Regions from separate parts of the Homo sapiens genome. Here region 1 is linked to region 2. Evidence: chromatin loops called from intact Hi-C (ENCODE). Cell type or tissue: A673. All regions are shown on one strand. Links, peaks and the distances in the headings refer to the core of each region. The heading gives the core; the rest is flanking DNA.

The links. Hi-C counts contacts between places; a loop is a spot of excess contacts. Peaks named below come from ENCODE experiments on the same cell type or tissue, not always from the same donor. Only the 100,000 strongest peaks of a DNase experiment are listed, where the experiment ranks them.
Region 1: it touches region 2 in a loop (9-fold over the local background); 5 of 110 quality-filtered maps call a loop at or near these places.

Annotation. Positions count from the first base shown.
Region 1 is chr17:47,072,740-47,078,120 of GRCh38, forward strand. All of the region lies in intron 1 of LOC101927060 (a long non-coding RNA gene), which reads right to left. LOC124904015 (a long non-coding RNA gene) reads left to right here and starts at 374. Exons shown (of 2, transcript XR_007065824.1): 1 at 374-462; 2 at 3,164-3,538. In A673, for the core only: no CTCF peak of the experiment used is centred there; no DNase peak of the experiment used is centred there.
Region 2 is chr17:46,998,653-47,004,033 of GRCh38, forward strand. LOC101927060 (a long non-coding RNA gene) reads right to left here. Exons shown (of 9, transcript XR_243711.6): 7 at 48-165. It also overlaps a transcript of LRRC37A2 not described here. Among named protein-coding and RNA genes, the nearest start is that of RPRML, 22 kb to the left of the region's middle. In A673, for the core only: a CTCF peak has its summit at 2,674 (motif pointing left); a DNase peak (open chromatin) is centred at 2,659.

The DNA.
Region 1 (5,381 bases), core at 94-5,093, 74 kb after region 2:
TTCAGCTGCAGCCTCCACCTCGAACCCACAGCTCTGTATTTGAATCAGCCTGTCATTCCCTGCTTACGGGTTTAGATCCTACAGGGCCCTGGCTTTCTGGGCAGCATTTGATGTGAAGCGCCCTTACCACCTACTCCTTGGGGTGGACCCACCCCTGGCACCCAGGACTCCTTGCCTCCCAAGGACTGAGCCCCCTGGGCTTTCCTTCCTTGCTTCCTTCTTTCAAATCCACTCTCAATTTTTACTTTCGTGTTCCTCAAAGGCCTTTCGGTTGTGGTTTAAGGGGGGCTGACCTCCTACTGCTTGCTGGGAATGGACTCTGGCTGGGGGGAAGTTGCCTGCCCATTCATCTGGCTGCCATCTGTCTCTTCAGATGTCATGTGATTCTCTGAGGGAGCAGCTGCGTGAGTGGAGATGCTCTCAGTGGTGGAAAATGGACTGGACCCCCGGGCTGCCATCCCGGTAGGTGGGTGAGGGAGGAGCAAGTAATAAAATAAATAAAACATATTCTACCATAAGGAGCTTATGTTCATCTGGCCTTGGACAGACAAGTAGACAAAGTATTATGACAGTGCTATAACAGAAGTTGAGAGAAGGTGATGTCAGAGCAGAAAAGAGCCTAACTGAAGAGACTGATGAAAGTGAGGCTTTACAGAGGAGGTCTACATAATTACTTAACATTCCCCAAAATATATTTAATGTATTTTGAGCTATACTTATTCATTAACTATACACTTAATGACTTTGCCCTTTTCTGTATACAATGTTTCATATGCCACAATAACATTTATTTCGGATAAAGTTTACTCATGTTTAATAACCATGAAAAGAAAGGTTAGCATTAGCTGAGAAAACTTCATAATGTTCTACTCCACACCTGTCATGGCTACCCCAACATGGGCTTCCCTAACATTCCAGGTTTAAACTGGGTCAGTGTTGAATAGCTGTGGCATTAGCCTGGTGCCAATAAACTTAGGGCTGCTGTACTATGAAATAGCAACCGGTAGAAGCCGAAGAAAAAGATCAAGAGTCTCCTTTTCCTTCGCCATGTCCCGAGTCAGAGCCAGGATCATGCTTAGGCTGCACAGGCCTAGAAAACTCCAAGGGTGAAGCAAGCTTCTGCTTTACACAAGGACCAAAGGAACTGGAATGGGTCACAGTTACATGCAACCTTAATACCTCCTAAGTGATTCCTCTGTGGATGAACCCTCTCTTAACTGTATTTGCAATACAGCTAACAGGCAATTTCACATACTTCCTTACATCACTCTATCAGGTCAATCTTCCCTATGCACCTCAAAATAAACCAGTGACCCCACTGCAGACCAGTTCCACAAGAATTACTCTGGGCTTCCTGAACAAGATAGCTGTCTACAATGCTTTAAAAACCCTATTAAGATGAGAACCTCAACACCTTTAAAAAAATTTTGGAGAGAAAGGTGTCCTAAGCTTCTGCAGTTCCCATTCAGCTCCTTCCGTATTCAAAAGTTTCAATGCTCTTCCACCTCCCATCCTCAATAACATTTCCATCCTCAACTACAGCTGTGTAATCTCAGAAAGTAGTCAGGAGAAGGGATTTTTAAAAACAACCTAAGGGTCAAGCCAGTGCTTCTGGGAGGCCAAGGCAAGGAGGATCACTTGAGGCCAGGAGTTTGAGACCAGCCTGGGCAACATAATGAGACCACATCTTTACAAAAAAAACCTTTAAAAATTAGCCAGGCATAATGGCACTCGCCTGTGGTCCCAGCTGCTTGTACTTGCAAGGCTAAGGTAGGAGGATAGCTTGAGCCCAGGAGTTTCAGGTTACAAGGAACTATGATCTGGCCATTGCACCTCAGCCTGGGCAACAGAGCAAGACCCTGTCTCTTACAACCTGCTTAGTCCCTATTCTTTCCCCTTATTTAGCAGGTGTGAAATTTCAATAAACAAAATTTTCAATAAATAAATATGTTTCAGTGAAATGATGAAAAGGACACAACAGCAAAGTATGTTAGAAAAAAAATGCTTTGGAATCAGATAAAAGGTCCTGAGTTTAAATTTAGTTCTGCCTTTTACAAGCCTCTGAAGATTTACTCTGAACATTAAACAAACATACATAAGTAAACCTTTAATTAGTATACACTCAAGGTACATACATTGTTTTCCTTTCTCCTTCTAAAGCATGGAAGAGATTTTTTTTTTAAATAAGCTGACAAAATATGAAAATTAAAAGAACACAACCGCATGCAGAAGTAGCACAGAGGACTTCCTAGAAATTGTATTCTTTCTCCAGGGAGCAACAAGAATCGTTATTCCCAAAAGGGACTCTATTCACTTCACAGCTTGGAAGGTAATACCTACCTCTGACAGAACAGAAACTGGCGTCTGGATCCTAGAATCACCTAGCAGTAGTCACAAATACCTTTTTTTTTTTTTTTTTGGTAATACGCCACTTAAAGAAAATTAATGTTAACATGCAACAAAGTAAATCCTTAAAAAGAAAAAGAAAAGCCCCACCATCCCTGCAATCTCCCACCCAAAGACAAATTATAACTCAACAGCCTATCACCAAGATTCAGCCCATCATCTAGATTCATCTAAAAAAAAAAAGGCCTGTACAACCCAGGAAGCACTGGCAAATCTTGGTGCAGCAGGGAAAACATGAACACCAACCCACTTAACCAAAACACATAAGAAAAAATTTCTTCCATTTCAGTAACTAAAAAACAAAACAAAAAAACAACAAGCACTTAAAGTGATTACTAACTTGAGCAATAGCTCTGCACCCTGATACTCAAATCTCAGCTCTGCACTCACTTGGATGTATAACCGTGAACAAACTACTTGACTGCTCTGATCTTCCATTGTTTATCTTGAAAATCGTGAATGAGAGTAAAATGCTTAGCACAGTGCCTGGCATATCACAAGTGCTCAAAAACTTCTATTAATTATAGTGTTACATAAAGACTAAATGCATGTGACTATATCATTGGGGGGAAATTCCATGGCTTGTTAGAGCGAGTTGAATATTCTCTTCCAAATTTATGTTCGCTCAGAACCTGTGAATATGACCTTGTTTGGAAACAGGGTCTTTGCAATTGTAATAAAGTTATGATGAGCCTTTTAGTGTGGGCCCTAAATTCAATATGACTGATGTTCTTCTAACATGGAAATCTGGACACAGATGCAAAGAGAAAGATGGTCATATGAAGATGGAGGCAGCAACTGGAGTGATGTAGCTACAAGCCAAGGAACACCAAGGACTGGCACAACACCAGAAGCTGGAAAAAGACAAGGAAGGATTCTTCCCTAGAGCCTCCAGAGAGAGCATGGCCCTGTTAACACCATTATTTCAGACTTCTGGCCTCCAGAATGGTGGGAGAACACATTTCTGATTTTTTAAGCCATCTTCTTTAAGTAAAAGATTATCTATGATGTTGTATTTTACAGACCAAGAAACTGAAGCTCAGAAATGTTGAGTGACTTTTCTTGTCAAGGTTCATGTTAAATAGCTGTGACATGTAAGCATCTGGTAGTAAAGCCATGACTAGAAGCAAAACTTTACCAAGTCCAAGTATGGTGCTTAATACAATTCGCTTTGAATGATGAAACTCTTGGACAATCAGCATACATTCATGTGCCAAATAACATTATGGTCAATGACAGACCACATAAACAATGATGGTCTTATAAGATTGTAATACAGCTGAAGAATTCCTATCTTAGCACAAAGCACTACTCATGTGTTTGTGGTGATGCTGGTGTAAAGAAACCTACAGTGCTCCTATTCATATAGAAGTATACCACATACAATTATGTCCAGTAAGAATATAATAGTTGATAATAAGAACTATGTTACTTTTTTTTTTTTTTTTTGAGACGGAGTCTCACTCTGTTGCCCAGGCTGGAGTGCAGTGGCGCAATCTCGGCTCACTGCAAGCTCCACCTCCTGGGTTCACACCATTCTCCTGCCTCAGCCTCCCGAGTAGCTGGGACTACAGGTGCCTGCCACCACACCCAGCTAATATTTATATTTTTAGTAGAGACGGGGTTTCACAGTGTTAGCCAGGATGGTCTCGATCTCCTGACCTCATGATCCGCCCGCCTCGGCCTCCCAAAATGCTGGGATTACAGGCGTGAGCCATTGTGCCTGGCCAAGAACTGTTAACTGTTAAAAAAAAAAAAACTTATTTTTTATGATAAGAAGAAGTGTTATGTATTTACTGTACTGTACTTTTAATCGTTATTTTAGAGTGTACTTCTACTCAATTAAAAAACAGTTAACTGTCGGGCCGGGCGTGGTGGCTCACGCCTGTAATCCCAGCACTTTCGGAGGCCTAGGCGGGTGGATCACGAGGTCAGGAGATTGAGACCATCCTGGCTAACATGGTGAAACCCTCTCTCTACTAAAAAAATACAAAAACAATTAGCTGGGTGTGGTGGTGGGCACCTGTAGTCCCAGCTACTCAGGAGGCTGAGGCAGGAGAATGGCGTGAACCCGGGAGGCGGAGCTTGTAGTGAGCCAAGATCATGCCACTGCACTCCAGCCTGGGCAACACAGTGAGACTCCATCTCAAACAAAACAAAACAAAAAAAACCCAGTGAACTGTGAAACAGCCTCCAACAGGTCCTTCTGTTGGCACTGTCACAGGCGATGAAAGCTCCGTGTGTGTTGTTGCCCCTGAAGACCTAAGAGTGGAACAAGATGTGAAGGTGGAGGACAGTAATTCCGACAAATCTGACACTGTGTGGGCCTACGTTCATGTGTGTGTTTGTGTCTTAGTTTTTAGCAAAACAGTTTAGGTAGAAAAAAGCTTGTAGGATAAGGTGTGAAGAAAATATTTTTGTACAATTACAATGTGGTTGTGTTTTAGGCTAAGTGTTATTACAAAAGAGTCAAAAAGTTTTAAAATTTTAAAAGTTAATAAAGCAAAAAGTTACAGTAAGCTAAGGCTAATTTATTATTGAAAAAATCTTTAAAATAAATGTAGTGTAGCCTCGGTGTTCAGTGTTTATGAAGTTTATAGTAGTGTACAGTCATGTCCTAGGCCTTTCACATTCAGCCACCCTTCACCCGCTGACTCACCCAGAGCAACTTCCAGTCCTGCAAGCTCCATTCATGGTAAGTGCCCTATACAGGTGTACCATTTTTATCTTTTCTACTATATTTTTACTGTATTTTTTCTATGTTTAGATATGTTTAAATACATAAATCTTTACCACTAGTTGCCTATACCATTCAGTATAGTAGCATGATGTACTTGTTTATAGCCTAGGAGCAATAGGCTATACCATGTTCTCTAAGTGTATAGTAGGCCATACCACCTCAGCTTATATGTATGTAAATATGTATGTATTTGAGACAGTCTCGCTCTGCCCTTGCCCAGGCTGGAGTACAGTGT
Region 2 (5,381 bases), core at 100-5,099:
CTGGAGGACTTCCCCCCACAAAACATGGGCACGTGTTATCTGCTCACCAGGATGCTTCGACCTTGTTCTGATGCCTGGGGACTTCTGGTGAGTTCCCTGGCCATCCATCCTGGTCTGTTCACCTTCTCAGGACTCCAGTTGAGTTGGGCTGCGTGTGACAGACCCCTGTGAGTGCAAATGAACAATGTCACTGAATTGCTGCCTCACTGGCCCCTCAATTCCTTGTTGCTGGCCTCTGCCCACCTGCACTTCAGATACTGTCATCATGGAAGAATCATCCTTAGCACAGAAACTCACACACTGTAAATGCTCCATGTGAAGAGGTGAAGAGGTGGAGAGGGAACCTCCCTCCCAGACCATCATGGATGCTTAACATTCTCTTGAAGCCTGACGAGTTTTCTCCAGAAAGCTGAACTACAATACTCACCATCTGCTACCAACACCAACGAGTTCAACACATGAACTAAGTAATCGAGAAGGACACTTCCGTTTAATTAGGTACTATAGAGCAGTAGCAAGGCCCACACGTTAGTGTCAAATCTGGATGCAAATCCTTGCACTGCCTCCTACCAGCTCTGTGACTTTGGGCGTTTCTTAACCTCTCTGCAGCTTATTTATTAAGAATGCTGTGAAGATGAGATGACGCCCTTCATACAGTGTTTGGCATCGTGCCTGACCCACCAGAAGGGCTCAATGTGTGTCCACAGTTGCTTTTTTTCTTTGAGACTGGGTGTCCCTCTCATACCCAGGATGTAGTGCAATCATAGCTTACTGCAGCCTTGAACTCCCAGGCTCAAGGGATCCTCCTGCCTAAACCTCCCGAGTAGCTGGGACTACAGGCACACGCCACCATGCCTGGCTAATTTTTGTAATTTTTTGTAGAGACGGGGTCTTGCCATATTGCCCAGGCTGGCCTTGAACTCCTGGGCTCAAGTGATCCGCCCACCTTGGCCTCCCAAAGTGTTGGGATTACAGGCGTGAGCCACCATGCCAGGCCTGTTAGGCGTTTCTTAACCTCTCTGCATTTAGTTTCTTAACCACTCTTATTTAGTAAGAGTGCTGTCAGCCTGGAACTATAGCTCACGCCTATAATCCCAGCACTTTGGGAGGCTGAGGCAGGCAGATTACTTGAGGTCAGGAGTTTGAAACCAGCCTGGCCAACATAGTGGAACCCCTTCTCTACTAAAAATATAAAAATTAGCCGGGTGTGGTGGCGTGTGTCTGTAATCCCAGCTACTCAGGAGGCTGAGGCAGGAGAATCGCTTGAACCTGGGAGGTGGAGGTTGCAGTGGGCTGAGATCACGCCACTGCACTCCAGCCTGGGCAACAGAGGAAGACTCCATCTCAAAATAAAATAAAATAAAATAAAATAAAATAAAATAAAATAAAATAAAATAAAATAAAATAAAATTAAAATAAAATAAAAAATAAAATAAAATAAAATAAAATAAAATAAAATAAAATAAAATAAAATAAAATAAAATAGTGCTGTGAAGATGAGCTGGCTCCCTGCACAGAGTGTTCGGCATCATGCCTCACACACTGTGGTGGCTCAATGTATGTTGACAATTGCTTGTTTTTTGCTTTTTTTTTTTTTTTTGAGACAGAGTCCTGCTCTGCCACCCAGGCTGGAGTGCAGTGGTTCGATCTTGGCTCGCTGCAGCCTCCACCTCCCGGGTTTCAGCGATTCTCCTGCCTCAGCCTCCCAAGTAGCTGGGGTTACAGGTGTGCGCCACCATGCCTGGCTAATTTTTGTATTTTTAGTAGGGATGGGGTTCTGCCATGTTGGTCAGGCTGGTCTCGAACTCCTGAGCTCAAGTGATCTGCCCACCTTGGCCTCCCAAAGTGCTGGATTACAAGCCTGAGCCACCGTGCCCGGCCCACGATTACTTTTTTGGGGGAAGCTTCCATTGCAGCACCCCATGGGCACTCCACCATCATGTCTCTCTACTCCTCAATTGAACCTTCTCTCCTTTCCCTCTCTCCTATAAAAATGACCCTTCAGTAGGTCATTTTCTCACTGACATGCTAACTTATGACTTGCAGCATCTGATGATACAACTTTGACCTGCTTTATAATCGTGGGTTTCAGGCAAGGTGGGAGGCCTTCCAAAGTCACCTTGAGAACCACAACTCTTTGGTGCCATCTGCAATCCTCCATATCAGCCCTGCAGATAACAGGGAACTATGGCTGCTGCCTCCCTGGAGTAGGACATTCTTTTAAAAAGATCTGGGAGCACTTTAGGAGGTTGAGGCGGGTGGATCATGAGGTCAGGAGTTTGAGACCAGCCAGACCAATGTGGTAAAACCCCGTCTCTACTAAAAATACAAAAATTAGCCGGGCGGGGTGGTGGGCACCTGTCATCCCAGTTACTTGGGAGACTGAGGCAGAAGAACCGCTTGAACCTAGGAGGTGGAGGTTGCAGTGAGCCGAGATGGTGCCACAGAACTCCAGTCTGGGCGACCTTCCTGCACTCCCGGTGTTCGGGGACCAACAAGGCGTAATAAGGAGCCAGAGACCAAGGCCCAAGTCTCAGCTCTAACTGAGTATTATGGGGGTATTAATGTCCACCTCCCAGGATAGGGAGCACAGAGCAAGGAATACTAAGTATTGAAGCCCTGAAACGCCCACTTCCTGTACCTGAGTCGCTGCTGTCCTCTAGTGGCCACTGGATAAATTGCACAGCACGCCGGCCTGAAAAAGCGGAAGTGAGAGATGCTTTTCCCCACTTCTGAATCTACCAGATGCTGGGGGGTTCTCAACCATGCTCCACTCATGACTTCCTTTTTATAAAATGTATTTTGTGTAATTACAGTAATTTTTGAACATTTTAGGCAGATTTATTGAGGTATTGACATATAATAAACTGCCTAGAGATTACAATTTGATAATATCTGAGCCTTAGTATACAGCTGAAATCATTATCACAATCAAGATAGTGAAGAAAGCCATCCTCCCAAAAAATTTCCTTGTTGCCCCTTGGTGATCCTGCTTCCTGCCCTTTCTACTTCCCTCTCACCCCCAAGCAACTACTGATCTGCTTTCTTTCTCTTCTCTTTTTTCCTTTTTTTTTTTTTTTTTTTTTTTGAGATGGAGTTTCACTCTGTCACCAGGCCGGAGTGCAGTGGTGAGATCTCGGCTCACTGCAACCTCCGCCTCCCAGGTTCAACAGATTCTCCTGCCTCAGCCTCCCGAGTAGCTGGGACTACAGGCACCTGCCACCACGCCCAGCTAATTTGTGTATTTTTAGTACAAATGTTGTATTTGTATTTGTATTTAGTACAAATGTTGGCCAGGCTGGTCTTGAACTCCTCGCCTCAAGTGATCCGCCCACCTCGGCCCCCCAAAGTGCTGGGATTACGGGTGTGAGCCACCACGCCTGGTCCTGATCTGCTTTCTGTCATCATAGGTTAGTTTATATTTTCTAGTGCTTTCTAGACACGGAATCATACAGTGTGTATTTTTTTGGTCAGGTTTCTTTCACTCACCATAATTATTTTGAGATGTATCCATGTTGCTTTGTGTGCCAATAGTTCATTACTTTTTAAATGTTTAATTGTAGTTTTTGTGGGTACATAGTAAGGGTATGTATTTCTGGAATACCTGAGATGTTTTGATACAGGAATGCAATGCATAATAATCACATCATGGAAAGTGGGGTATCCAGCCCCTCAAGCATTTATCCTTTGTGTTACAAACAATCCAATTATACACTCTTAATTATTTTTATTTTTATTTTTTTTTTTTAGTTTTTGAGACAGCGTTTCACTCTTCTTGCCCAGGCTGGAGTGCAATGGCGCTATCTTGGCTCACTGCAACCTCCGCCTCCTGGGTTCAAGCATTTCTCCTGCCTCAGCCTCCCAAGTAGTTGAGATTACAGGCACGTGCCACTAGGCCCAGCTAATTTTGTATTTTTAGTAGAGACAGGGTTTCACCAGATTGGTCAGGCTGGTCTCAAACTCCTGACCTCAGGTGATCCACCTGCCTCGGCCTCCCAAAGTGCTGGGATTACAGGCATGAGCCACCACGCCTGGCCATTAGTTATTTTTAAATATACAATTAAATTATTATTGATTATTGCCAGCCTATTGTGCTCTCTAACACTAGGTCTTATTCATTCTTTTTTTTTTGTACCCATTAACCATCCCCACCTCCCCACATTACTTTTTATTGCTGAGTTCTGTTCCATTGTATGAATGTACCACAATTTGTTATTCATTCAGAATGATAGTAATTTTAAAAATCAATATAATGCCCTAACTAGAACATACAACAGAAACTAACTCAAAGACGAGTTCTGTATAAAAGCTCAAGGAAGCTGGGTGTGATGGTTCACAACTGTAATCCTAGCACCAAGGCAAGTGGATCACTTGAGGCCAGGAGCTCGAGACCAGCCTGGGCAACAGAGCCCCCCGACCCCCCCAACTTCTACAAATATTTTTAAAAATTAGCCAGGCTTGGTGGTCCAGGTCTGTAGTCCCAGCTACTCAGGAGGCTGAGGCAGGTAGATCACTTAAGGCCGGAAGGAAATTTGAGGCTTCAGTGAGTCGTGATGGTGCCACTGCACTCCAGCCTGGACAATAGAGACTCAAAAAAAAAAAAAAAAAAAAAAGCTCAGCCATGACCACCCTGACCCTGACCACTCTGGAACATACAATGATACAGTCGGGCACTTATATACTATACATGTACTAGCTGCGAGTACAGCCAGGCAGAGGTGGGGCAGATGAGCACATCAACTACTAGCACCACTGTCCTGGACATCACACAACAGGGGGGCAGGGCTGGGCTTTGAGCCCAGGTTTGTTTGGCTCTGAAGCCCAGTGGCTGGCCACTCCATGCAGGAGGGTACAGTGCTCTGTCGCCCAATGCATGGGGACTGGTGTTGAGCAGAGAAGATGGACATGGGCAGATTTTAGCTGGATGGAAGGATGCGTTTCTCACAGGGCTGACCATTGGGGTAGCATGTTCTTTTTTTAATTACGTGGATGGCGTGTTTGGGCTGGCTCACCCTGGGATTTCTCCCATCCAGCCATGACCCAGACTCATTCACTAAGGTCTATATTTGCCTTTTTTTTTTATTATACTTTAAGTTCTAGGGTACACGTGCACAATGTGCAGGTTTGTTACATATGTATATATGTGCCATGTTGGTGTGCTGCACCTATTAACTTGTCATTTACATTAGGTATACTGCCTAATGCTTTCCCTTCCCCCTTCCTCCACCCCACAACAGGCCCCGGTGTGTGATATTCCCCTTCCTGTGTCCATGTGTTCTCGTTGTTCAATTCCCACCTATGAGTGAGAACATGCAGTGTTTGGTTTTTTGTTCTTACGATAGTTTGCTGAGAATGATGGTTTCCAGCTTCATCCATGTCCC